2 separate regions of the Homo sapiens genome follow, and region 2 is linked to region 1. A link is an interaction called in ENCODE POLR2A ChIA-PET data of the cell type or tissue named here. Cell type or tissue: OCI-LY7. All regions are shown on one strand.

The links. Peaks named below come from ENCODE experiments on the same cell type or tissue, not always from the same donor. Only the 100,000 strongest peaks of a DNase experiment are listed, where the experiment ranks them.
Region 2: POLR2A ChIA-PET joins it to region 1 with 15 read pairs; 2 of 35 experiments call an interaction of 5 or more read pairs at or near these places.

Annotation. Positions count from the first base shown.
Region 1 is chr1:203,457,145-203,461,144 of GRCh38, reverse strand. No RefSeq gene overlaps it. Among named protein-coding and RNA genes, the nearest start is that of PRELP, 17 kb to the left of the region's middle. In OCI-LY7, no CTCF peak of the experiment used is centred here; no DNase peak of the experiment used is centred here; H3K27ac peaks cover 267 bases.
Region 2 is chr1:203,807,427-203,811,426 of GRCh38, reverse strand. The region is part of intron 1 of ZBED6 (zinc finger BED-type containing 6); the gene reads right to left. All of the region lies in intron 2 of ZC3H11A (zinc finger CCCH-type containing 11A), which reads right to left. Among named protein-coding and RNA genes, the nearest start is that of ZC3H11A, 14 kb to the right of the region's middle. In OCI-LY7, no CTCF peak of the experiment used is centred here; no DNase peak of the experiment used is centred here; H3K27ac peaks cover 432 bases.

The sequences.
Region 1 (4,000 bases):
TTCATGCAAATGACAAGGTTTCCTTCTTTAATGCTAAATAATATTCCACTGTGTATGTACAGCACATTTGCTTTATCTGTTCGTCAATCAATAGATACTTAGGTTGATTCCACATTGGTTATTGTGAATAGTGCTGCAGTGTACATGGGAGTGCAGATATCTCTTCGATATACAGTAGCCCCTTCTTATCCAAAGTTCTGCTTTCTGTGGTTTCAGTTACACACCACCACCAATGGCCTGAAAATATTAAATGGAAAATTACAGAAATAGACAATTCTTTTTTTTTTTTTTTGAGATAGAGTCTCCCTCTGTTCCCCAGGCTGGAGTGCAGTGGCTGATCTCGGCTCACTGCAACCTCCGCCTCCTGGGTTTAAGTGATTCTCCTGCCTCAGCCTCCTGTGTAGCTGGGACTACAGGTGCCCACCACCACGCCAGGCTAATTTTTGTATTTTTAGTAGAGACAGGGTTTCACCATATTGGCCAGTCTGGTCTCGAACTCCTGACCTTGTGATCCGCCCGTCTCGGATCCCAAAGTGCTGGGATTACAGGTGTGAGCCACCGCGCCCGGCCGACAATTCATAAGTTTTAAATTGTGTACTGTTCTGAGTAACATGATGAAATCCTGCACTCTCCCGCTTCATCCTGCTGGCGATATGAATCCGCCCTTTGTCCAGCATACCCACACTGTAGACGTTACTTAGTAGCCATCTCAGTAATGAGATCAACTGTCTCAGTACAGCAGTGCCTGTGTCCAAGTCACCCTCATTTTACTTAATGATGGCCCCAGAGCACAAGAGTAGTGATGGTGACAATTCAAGTATGCCAAAGAGACACCACAGAGTGCTTCCTTGAAGTGAAAAGGTGAACGTTTTCAACTTAGTAAGAAAAGAAAAAATATTGTAGGCTGAAATTACTAAGAGCTATGATAAGAAGGAAGCTTCTATCTATGAAATTGTGAAGAAGGAAAAAGAAATTCATGCTAGTTTTGTTGTCACATCTCAAATCGCAGAAGTGACAGCCACAGTGCATGACAAGTACTTAATTAAGTACTTGTATCCCCATGGATAAGCGGGGGCCACTACACTGATTTCCTTTCCTATGGATATATATCAGTAGTGGATTGCTGGGTCACGTGGTTGTTCCATTTTTAAGTTTTTCTGAGGAATCTCCATGCTGCTTTCTGTAACGGTTGTACTAATTTACATTCCTAAGGGTTCCTTTTTTTCCACATCCTCACCAACTTTGGTTATCTCGTGTCTTTGTGTGTGTGTGTGTGTGTGTGTGTGTGTGTGTCTGTGTTTGATAACAGCCATTCTAATAGGTGTGAGGTGATATCTCCTTGTGGTTTTACTTTGCATTTCCCCGATGATTAGTGATGCTAAGCATTTTTTAAATATGCCGGTCAAATGTAAAATATATTCATCACCATGAAAAATTTCATGTCATGTCACTTGCGCCAACCCAAAACCTTTCAGTGGGATTCCCTAATTTCTAGTAATAGTGGATAAGGTTATTTGGACCAAGCCTACCACTGAAAACAAGTAAAACTGACAGATAAATTTTTTAAAAAATTTTTTGTTTAGAAACAAGAGCTAATAAGACTTAGCAAGAGAGAAACAACCAACCAGACAAAATTAAAGGGAAAAAAATGGAAACCTCAGAGATGGAAACTAAAGGTTTGCCCCGAGGGTATTTGCTGATCCCAGTAAATCTCAACTATTGTTTTGATGTCTACAAGGGAAAGAAGATAGAAATCAATGCTCAAGCTGGGCTGGCGTGGTGGTTCTCGCCTGTAATCCTGGCACTTTGGAAGGCCGAAGTGGGCAGATCACTTGAGTTCAGGAGTTCAAGACCAGCCCAGCCAACGTGGTAAAACCCCATCTCTACTAAAAATAAAATTAGTCAGGTGTGGTGGCAGGTGCCTGTAATCCCAGCTATTCAGGAGGCTGAGGTGGGAGGAGCGCTTGAATCCAGGGGGTGGAGGCTGCAGTGAGCTGAGACTGCGCCATTGCACTCCAGCTGGGCAACAGAGCGAGACTCTGTCTCAAAAAAAGAAGAAAGAGAGAAAGAAAGAAAGAAAGAAAGAAAGAAAGAAAGAAAGAAAGAAAGAGAGAAAGAGAGAAAGAAAGAAATCAAAACTCAGGGTTTGAAGAAAGTGGAGAGACATCCATCCCTTCCATAAGCAAGGACCACAAAGGACAACACCCTTGGAGTAAAGGTGAACCCAGATTATACCAGGCTGGCAACAGGAAGGCAGAATTCTCGTCACTGTGGTCCAAGGAAACTCAGTTCCTCGCACTTGATTTAAGGTGGTTTTAGATCAACGCTGGCCACAAGTGTTTGGCAAAGCAAAAAAAACAAAGCCAAAAAAAAAAAAAACCTTCTCTAGAAGAAAGTCACCCTCATTCCTTGGATTTCAAATTATTCCATCAAATTATTTTTCAAGTATGATGAGCAGGAAACAAACAAAAATAAGCAAACATACCAGAAATAGACACCTTGCATAAGAACCCACAGATACAACAGACAAGAGAAACTAAACTGTAAAAACGTTAGGTTTTATAATTATCAGACACAGTATAAAACAATTATGATTACTGTGCTTAGAGAAATAAAAGTCATGCTTGAAAATTTTATGGTAAATAAGAAATTATAACATTTGATTTAGATTTAGAAAAAGACCAAATCAAACTTCTAGAAATAACAAATTCGATTAATACAAATAAAAGCTCGAAAGATACAGCTAGAGGGAATTCAAACTAGAAGGCAGAAGAAATTATCCAAAATTTAGCACAGAGGGACAATAGAATGGAAATGATAAAAGAAACGTAAAGAGCCACAGAGGACAGAGTGAGAAGAACCAACATATGTTTAATTAGGGTCTCAGAAACACAAGAGAGAGTAATTGCCAGAGACAATGCGTAGACAGATAACAACTGAAAATGTTCCAGAACTGATGAAAGAAACAAATATCAAATTTAAGGAGACAAATTCATCTCCAAAAGGATAAACAGATATCCCCATCCAGACACATTATTATGAAACTTGCGTAAATCCAAACACAAAAAACAATATTAAAGATAAATTATCTTAAACAAAATTTTTTGTTTGTTTTTTGTTTGTTTGTTTGTTTGAGATGGAGTTTCGCTCTTGTTGCCCAGGCTGGAGTGCAATGGCGTGATCTCGGCTCACCGCAACCTCTGCCTCCCAGATTCAAGTGAGTCTCCTGCCTCAGCCTCCCAAGTAGCTGGGATTACAGGCATGTACCACCACGCCCGGCTAATTTTGTATTTTTAGTAGAGACGGAGTTTCGCCATGTTGGCCAGGCTGGTCTTGAACTCCCAACCTCAGCTGATCTGCCCACCTTGGCCTCTCAAAGTGCTGGGCTTACAGGCATGAGCCACTGCACCCGCCCTAAACAAATTTTTAATATGTTGAAGGAAAATAACTGCCCACCTAAAATTCTTTTCTCAGTGAAAATACATTTCAACAGTGAGAGTGAAGTACAGATGCTTTCAGATGATAAAAATAAAGTAGAAAAACAACAAACAAAAATGTGTTTGCTACCAGCTGATTTCCTCTAAAGGAAATTCTATTCTTCGAGCAGAAGGGAAATGATCTTGGATGGAAAGTCTGAGAGGCAAGAAAGAATGAAAAGCAATAAAGTGGCAAATGTGTGGGTAATCCAAATGACCATCCATTGTAGAAAACAGTAACAGTAATGTCTTGTGAAGTCTAAAGTTTAAAGATATAATGGATTTCTCAAACTTGTAATGTCCAAACTGAGATCTCTGATATTTTCCTCCAGACCTAGTCCCATTATATTCTTCCCCATCTAAATAAATGGCAACTTCATTTTATCAATTGCCCAAATCTTGGAGTCATCTTTGGTCTCTTTCTCTCATCTCTCACATCAGCAAATCCTGTTAGACCTACTCAGTGGTGTGCTGAAACTGGCCTATGTTGACTCCCAAGAGCCAACAGTTACAAGTTTTAGAAA
Region 2 (4,000 bases), 350 kb before region 1:
AGAAAGACCAGCAACAAAGTAATTGAAACAATGAAATGGTAGCTATGAAATGCAAAGACACAGCAGAATTTACAATTTTTTGGCAACTAATTTTATTTATTTATTTATCTGGAGACGGAGTTTCGAGTTTTGCTCTTGTTGCCCAGGCTGAAGTGCAATGGCACGACCTCAGCTGACTGCAACCTCCACCTCCTGGGTTCAAGTGAGTCGCCTGCCTCAGCCTCCCAAGTAGCTGGAATTACAGGTGCCCACCACCACACTTGGCTTTTTTTTTTTTTTTTTTGTGACAGAGTTTCACTCTTCTACCCAGGCTGCTGGAGTGCAGTGGCGCAATCTCGGCTCATTGCAACCTCCACCTTCTGGTTTCAAGCGATTCTCTTGCCTCAGCCTCCCAAGTAACTGGGATTACAGGCGCCTACCACCATACCCTGCTAATTTTTTTTTTTTTTTGTATTTTTAGTAGAGATGGAGTTTCACCATAGTGGCCAGGCTGGTGTGAAACTCCTGACCTCAGGTCATCTGCCCGCCTCAACCTCTCAAAGTGCTGGGATTACAGGCGTGAGCGTCTGGCCCACAACTAATTTTCAAATCATTTTCTGCAAAGAGCCCTCAAAGTTGGGCAGAGTGTGGAGAAATGGAATCCTGAGTAGATAACACTCCCTTACTAATGTTTCAACAGAAAAAACTCCTTCGTCAGATCTAAGAGCTGGCCGGGCGCGGTGGCTCACGCCTGTATTCCCAGCATTTTGGGAGTCCGAGGCGGGTGGATCACGAGGTCAGGAGATCGAGACCATCCTGGCTGACACTGTGAAACCCCATCTCTACTAAAAATACAAAAAATTAGCTGGGCGTGGTGGTGGGCGCCTGTGGTCCCAGCTACTCTGGAGGCTGAGGCAGGAGAATGGTGTGAACCCCAGAGGTGCAGGTTGCAGTGAGCTGAGATCGCGCCACTGCACTCTAGCCTGGGCGACAGAGTGAGACTCTGTCTCAAAAAAAAAAAAAACCTAACAGCTACAATGTAAAACAAGAAAAAGGAAATAAGAGATAAAGAAAAAAAGAAAAGTTTCTTTATATATCATCTTTATACACTAAGCTTCTGTAACTTTCACTAGGATAAAAACAAATATAATTGCCATTCAAGAAAACGGCAAGGCCAGGTGCAGTGGCTCATGCCTATAATCCTAACACTTTGAGAGACCAAGGCAAGAGGATCACTTGAGACCAGGAGTTCAAGAACAGCCTGGGCAACAGACAGACCTCATCTCTTAAAAAAAAAACAAAAAACAAAAACAAAAAAAACACCACTCCAGCTTTTAAATGATGCTCCAATGACTTTATAATCAATACTATCCCATGCAAAAACACAAAACAAAGATGCACATCCATAAATTTCTTAAGTTTAAAAGGAAAAAAAAAGTATCTAGGTTGCCAAGAAAAACCCAGTTACTTTTTTTTGTTTAGTTTTGTTATTTTTGAGAGAGTCTCGCTCTGTTGCCCAAACCTGGAGTGCAGTTGCGTGATCTTGACTTACTGCAACCTCCACCTCCTGGGTTCAAGCAATTCTCCTGCCTCACCCTCCCGAGTAGCTGGAATTACAGGCGCCTGCCACCATGCCTGGCTAATTTTTGTATTTTTAGTAGAGACGGGGTTTCACCATGTTGGCCAGATTGGTCTCGAACTCCTGACCTCAAGTGATCTGCCCATCTCAGCCTCACAAAGTGCTAGGATTACAGCCGTGAGCCACCGCACCCGGTTAACCTGGTTACTTTTCAACAGAAAATAACCGTTTGAAAATATGAAGCCAAGAAAAATAATGGGACCTTTCTCAACCCACTCTCTAGAAGTTAATGTAGGAAAAAGGACATATTATTTTAAAATCTTCATGCTCTCAGCAAGTTTTAAAGGATATAGCATTGCTACAAATGAACATACCACTATGAAAAAAGAGTGGGGCTGGGTGCGGTGGCTCAGGCCTGTAATCCCAGCAACCTGGGATTTCGGAGATGGGCGGATCACGAGGTCAGGAGTTTGAGACCAGCCTGGCCAATATGGTGAAACACCGCCTCTACTAAAAATATAAAAAATTAGCCGGGCACGGTAGTGTGCGCCTGTTGTCCCAGTTACTCGGGAGGCTGAGGCAGAAGAATCGCTTGAACCCTGGAGGCGGAGGTTGCAGTGAGCCAAGATCATGCCACTGCACTCCAGCCTGGGAGACAAAGCAAGACTCCATCTCAAAAAAAAAAAAAAAAAAAAACAGTGAGAAGAAAACAAAGCTTCAAAAATAATAAGAAAACTCAGGCTGGGTGTGGTGGCTCATGCCTGTAATCCTAGCACTTTGGGAGGCCGAGACAGGTGGATCACCTGAGGTCAGGAGTTCGAGACCAGCTTGACCAACATGGTGAAATCCTGTCTCTACTAAAAATACAAAATTAGCTGGGCGTGGTGGCGAATGCCTGTAATCCCAGCTACTTGGGAGGCTGAGGCAGGAGAATCACCTGAACCCGGGAGGTGGAGGTTGCAGTGAGCCAAGATTGTGCCATTGCACTCCATCCTGGGCAACAACAGAAAAACGCCTTCTCAAGAAAATAAATATATAAAATAATGATAATAATGAAGAAAAAAAAGAAGAAGATGGCGATGACGACGACGAAGATGAAGACTCTAATTTCCAGCCCCTACCTTCAAAAATAGATTTCAGTAGAGGAAAGAACAGAATAAACACTGATGAAAAACATAATAACTGAATTACAAGAGATTACTGACACGACATCTCCACGAATCCAAACCAAAAATGCCAACATATGTCACTAAGAGGGAAATTGTATATGAAATGAAAATAATTCCAGAAAACTCAATTTCTATAAATAGAAATCCTAAAAAGGAATGGAATTTGTAGAGATTATGAAAGAAACAATATAAGAACATTTCCTTAAATTTGATGGACTTGAGTCTTTACATTAAAGGGGATCATCAAATGCCAGGCAGAACTTTTCTTTAAAGACATCTCTGCTATACACAGACATGGTAAAATTTTTGAATTCCAATGGTAAAGACAAAATCATACAAACTTTCAGGAAAAATCAGATTGACAACAAAGGAAAGAAAATCAGACTTGACATTATTAGACTTCTCATCTGAATCTCTAAATGCCAAAAGACAAAATGCTATTCATCCAGAATGTAAAGGAGATTATGACCTTTAAGTTTAGAATTTCAAACTACATTTCACAAATAGCTCAGAACTTAGAAGTTTTTAGATACAAAAATTCTCAAAAAGTATATCACCTATGTACTTATACTTTTGAAAAATACTCAAGAAAATATTCTAACTTAAGAAAAAGAACTTACAAAAAAGTACTCAATAAAAGTAGAAAAAAAACAAAACAGGCCAGGCATGGTGGCTCACATCCGTAATGCCAGCACTTTGAGAGGCCGAGACAGGAGGACTGCTTGAACCCAGGAGTTCAAGACCAGCCTGGGCAACATAATGAGACCTAGTTTCTACACTAAATTAAAAAATTAGCCAGGTATGGTGGCACATGTCTTTACTCCCAGCTACTTGGGACGCTGAGGCAGAAGGATTGCTTGAGCCCAAGAGGTCGAGGCTGCAGTGAGCCGTGACTGCCCCACTGCACTCTGGTCTGCGCAACAGAGCAAGACCCTCTCTCAAAAAATAAATAAATAAGCCTGGGCAACATAGTGAGACCATGTCTCTCTCCCAAAAGAAAAAAAAATTTAGCTGGGCATGGTCCATACATCTGTGGTCCTAGCTACTTGGGAGGCTGAGCTGGAAGGATCACTTGAGCCCAGGAGTTTGAGACTGCAGTGAGCTATGATCACATCACTGCACTCCAGCCTGGGAGGCAGAGCGAGACTCTATCTCTAAAAAACCAACAAAAAAAAAACAGTAAGACAAAACAAAACTTTGTGTCACATATATTACAAACCCAAAAAACAGTCATAATATTTTTACCAATAGCCAGGCATAGTGAGTCACATTT